Linked DNA regions of Homo sapiens: region 2 is linked to region 1. The links are chromatin loops, found by intact Hi-C in ENCODE. Cell type or tissue: HCT116. All regions are shown on one strand.

Region 1 (2,500 bases):
CACAGTGTGGAAAGGGAACCAGCGGGTTGCCATTGCTAGCTCAGGCAGCCTGCTTTTATTCCCTTATCTGGCCCCACCCACATCCTGCTGATTGGTCCATTTTACAGAGGGTGATTGGTCTGTTTTACAGAGAGCTGATTGGTCCGTTTTGACAGGGTGCTGACTGGTGTGTTTACAATCCCTGAGCTAGACACAAAAGTTCTCCAAGTCCCCACAGAGCACTGATTGGTGTATTTACAGACCTTGAGCTAGGCACAGGATGCTGATTGGTGTGTTTACAAACCTTGAGCTAGACACAGAGTGCTGATTGGTGCATCCACAATCCCTTAGCTAGACATAAAGGTTCTCCAAGTCCCCACCAGATAAGCTAGATACAGAGTGCTGATTGGTGCATTTATAAACCTTGAGCTAGACATAGAGTGCTGATTGGTGTATTGACAATCCCTTAGCTAGACATAAAGGTTCTCCAAGTCCCCACTAGACTCAGGAGCCCAGCTGACTTCACCTAGTGGATCCCGCACTGGGGCCGCAGGTGGAGCTGCCCGCCAGTCCCACGCTGTGCGCCCACACTTCTCAGCCCTTGGGCTTTGGATGGGACCGGGTGCCACGGAGCAGGGGGTGGCACTCCTCAGGGAGGCTCAGGCTGCACAGGAGCCCATGGCAGCGGGGAGGCTCAGGCATGGCAGGCTGCAGGTCCCGAGCCCTGCCCCACCGGGAGGCAGCTAAAGTCCGGCGAGAATTTGAGAGCAGCACCAGCAGGCCGGCATTGCTGGGGGACCCAGCGCCACCCCCGCAGCTGCTGGCTCAGGTGCTAAGCCCCTCACTGCCCGGGACCAGCAGTGCTGTCTAGCCTCTCCGAGTGCGGGGCCTGCCAAGCCCATGCCCACCCGGAACTCCCGCTGGCCCGCAATCGCGGCGCACAGCCCCGGTTCCCGCCCGCGCCTCTGCCTCCACAACTCCCTGCAAGCTGAGGGAGCTGGCTCCAGCCTCAGCCAGCCCAGAGAGGGGCCCCCACAGTGCAGTGGTGGGCTGAAGGGCTCCTCAAGCATGGCCAGAGTGGACGCCGAGGCCGAGGAGGCACTGAGAGCAAGTGAGGGCTGTGAGGGCTGCCAGCACACTGTCACCTCTCAATGTCATTTGTATAATCAGGCCATATTAAAAAACGAGACACACACACACAGAGACACACACATATACATACCGCTGTCTTCAGGAAGCATTGGAGGACTTTGAAATTGAGAGAGATTCTGCATTTACCCCCAGTCCCAGTGGGAAAAATGGTGCTTCCTCATGACGTATTTCTAGGCCCTGCATGATAAGCAGCAGGGTCGTGCCTGTCCTTCACTTTTCTTCCAGCTGGGGACATCAGGTGCTCTCTGTAAGGGCACTTTGAAGAATAGGCTGACACTGCAGTGCACTTGGGAAATGGTGTTTGAGAGACAATAAAAGGGGCCCTGGCTTAAAGTACATTAAGGGATCACAGGAGTACATCTTGACTGCATTTTCAGATCTTTTGATTCAAAGACACACATCTTCTTATCTCCCAAGGGGTGAGGCCAACCTAGCAGAGAATATAGACAGAGCGTAGCAAATAATCTTGCCAACCGCACATCAGAGATAATTAGTGAGAACACTGTAAGGGGTTCCTTGACTGCCTCAGTGCAGGGTAAAAATGGATCAGGGAGGAAACGCAGGGTGTGTGCTGAGCCACCAGCCTAGGTGTGCGAGTCAAGCGTGCACCACGGTGGCACTGAAATGGTTAACTGCCCACTGGGCCTACACTGGGAAGCAGAGGGATGTTATATTCTCACTGTCTGGCAGCGTTGCTTGTCTACTACCTTCAGATATTTCACTCAGCGGTCTTTTCCACAGAATAATAAAAGGCTAGAGCCTGTGAGAATGCATGAGTCTGGGCAAAAAGAAGGCCAAATCGAATCCTTGAAACAAAAACAGGTTTGGACTACATGTGCAGTTCAGACTCAAACCATCCTAGTTCCACTACATACATACATACAACATACATACATATATATGTATATAATTGCATGTGTTACTTTTTAAATAGAATTTTAGATTATTAACCATAAAGGACAGGCATATAGAAAATTAATTAATATAAATACTCAAAACTGTGAAAGGAAAAGAAAGTGAATATGGGAAATTGAAGGCTTAGGAATAGTTGTGATGAACTTTCAAATTTCCTTCAGAGTTCCCTGTTAGGCAACTTTACTTTTCCAGGTAAAGCCACATGCATCTAGCGTCTAGTAAATCTCTGTGAGTCGTTAAAGAAACACCATAGAATGTAGACTTCTCATTCCCTTCTGTAGCCAATTGCCAGGAAACTCACAGCACGTATTCCCTCCAAAAGTGTCCTGGCTTTCTAATCAGAGATGCCTCTCTATTAGCAATGCTAAATAGAATAAATCTTGCCAATGAAGTTTTTATTAGGAGTAGTGTCCATGGAGCCACATTTTATCACAGACTGCCAAATAATAAAGAG
Region 2 (2,500 bases), 790 kb after region 1:
ACGTAAAACCAACAGTGAACATTTTTTAAAGAATAAAACCCATACTAACTAAATACTCCCAATCCAACATCTGTATATGCAGTTACAACATTTATATACACACACCTATGACATACCAGTTACAGGGCACCAATATCATACACATATTACTTACTCTCTAATGACAGTCTAAGTCATCACTGAGGCAGGGAGCTCACCTGTTCTCCATCCCTTTAATCTTCAATGACTACATTAGGAGAGTATTATGATCATTTATCAACAAGAATCCTAGCGAAGAAGGGTTATTTTCCCTAAGATGTTGCTAACAAGGATAGCCCAGTATTTCCTTAGTTCTGACTTCCATATAACACAGGAATGTAATACAAGTAATTTAGGAATAAAGTGTTTTGTATTCAAGCAAAACCCTTGATGTTCAGATTGCTGGCAAGTTCAGAGTGCTGGCAATCAAAACTATGTTGTGCTGCAGTAATTACTATGAAAAACTTCCAGTGCTTAATATTAAAGAATAGAATAACATGATCCTGCCACCTCTTCTACACCTCTAGAGTGTGTTCAATGTGGCAATTATCTTCCTTCAAGAAGCAGAGAGTTTAAACTGCATTGAAACTCAATTATACTCATGACTTTTGAAAACATACACTCCAAGTCAGGTTTCATCACATTCAAATCACTGCACAATATCTTATGAAACAGATTTTATCCCCCTCCCACAAGACATCTTCAAGCATAAAAATGACTTATTTTCAGCTCTGTACCCACTTTTCACTTTATTAAAGTAGAGGGATGGCTGAGCAATGCTGAAAGACAAAGAAGGATCTCAACTGATAAAAACAATTCAACGTGCAGCTCTCCCACACGTCATTACCCAGGCAGCCTAGAGCTGCCACCACGTTAAAAAACCAGATCACACACTTGTTAACAAAAAACACATTACTTTGCTACTTTTAAGAATGCAAAGAACTAGGAGTAGTAGATTTATGATTTAAGTGCTTGTGGCTAAAATAGCTTTCCAATTATCAAGGGCCTCTTAGGAAGAGCAAGAATGCATTATGTGTTAATGACCACAACCAGGGGTCCCTTTCTCGACTCTTTTGTCAGAACCCAAGCAGATCCTCCCCGCAGCTTCACCATTAACATGTCTGTTTCCTGTCAGGCCACTCAGAGATAATGTCATTTATCTCAGGGAGGCACAAGCCCAGTCATTAGCTTCAATAAAAGACCTCAAACAAAGGCCGGATAATGTTTTACCCAGGGCTCTAACTAAACCCAGAACCAAGATTCTTAGTGTCTAAAAGTCAAGGACTCAAAAGTTACCCTTCCTTAAAAGGATATTTTCCTCATTATCAACAATCCTAGATTACAGCTCTGAACAAGAGCAAGGTCTATGTATAGTAAACACCAGTCCACAGCAATATCACACACAATTAGATTAACTGATAAACGCTGACCAGAGTTGGCGTGAGAGCCTTTTCCCCTCCTTGCCTCCAGGGGGAAAATTGACAGAATAATTCAAGTACTGACTAAATAGTCAGATCTTTGGAAAAGCTGACCGCTCATTGTGATTGCCTGCAGGAACTGTATAACCATTATAAAGTGTTCAATGGCTGGGCTTCTGGAAATCTTTTAAATAAAAGTGGAACTGGTTAAAATAAATGCAGGAACATGTGTTTTCACAGTGTTGCTCATATTACTGCAATTTCAAGTTTCTATGAAGTACCAGGTGAACTTTTTTAAATTAAAAAAGAATACACGCGCACACACAGACACCGTCGAAACTGGAGCAAATCGCAGCCATTCAATCCCTCTTTTTCACGCTGAAAACGAAGAACAGATGGTACTTTCCATGTTGTTCGAATCTGGTTATTGAACACCTCTGTGGTTAGGGAGATTTCTGCTTAGCACTTTCGGCATACATTTCATTTACTAACTATAAAATGCTGCTTAGGAAAAATAAGTCTTTATAACAGTCTAATTAAAACCATCTTGCAGCCAAGCAATTTCACTTGAAGAGCATTCTTAACCTCACGACATTTGGACTATCAATCCCTCCCCCCACCGTTTTTTACAGACTATTTGCAAAGTTATTAAAAGTTGCAAAACATTATTTATCTCCTATAGGACAATCTTGATCAGTTATGCATATTCCTTCTCTCTCCAGCAAAGCAAACGGATTTCACACACCAAAGTCAGAATTCAGTGATGGGTCTGATTACACAAATACCTAAGTTCCATGTGTTCTTGGGGAAAGGGCAGCCCCCTCCCTCAAAAAGCCCTGTCACCCTGTGAGGAGGCCTATAGAAAAGTAAGGAGCTGGATCAATGCTGATTTGGACGCCACCCTTAGTTACCAACGTCTTTAACAGCTAAACCTCTTATGTAGCTTTCAAAACAGTTTGCTGTCCGACAACAATGGACTCTGTTCTTTAATTATAGCAAGTGACCCCTCTGCCCTTTTATTTCACAGTAGATACACTACACTCTAGGCAGAATTCATATGGGAC

What was found. Peaks named below come from ENCODE experiments on the same cell type or tissue, not always from the same donor. Only the 100,000 strongest peaks of a DNase experiment are listed, where the experiment ranks them.
Region 2: a loop joins it to region 1, with 2.0 times the contacts of the local background. A loop is called at or near these places in 5 of 110 quality-filtered maps.

The regions. Positions count from the first base shown.
Region 1 is chr5:123,948,622-123,951,121 of GRCh38, forward strand. No RefSeq gene overlaps it. Among named protein-coding and RNA genes, the nearest start is that of CSNK1G3, 440 kb to the left of the region's middle. In HCT116, CTCF peaks have their summits at 1,346 and 1,582; no DNase peak of the experiment used is centred here.
Region 2 is chr5:124,738,002-124,740,501 of GRCh38, forward strand. The region is part of intron 2 of ZNF608 (zinc finger protein 608); the gene reads right to left. Among named protein-coding and RNA genes, the nearest start is that of ZNF608, 7.4 kb to the right of the region's middle. RefSeq lists enhancers at 1-38, 647-1,254. In HCT116, a CTCF peak has its summit at 1,494 (motif pointing right); no DNase peak of the experiment used is centred here; H3K27ac peaks cover 116 bases.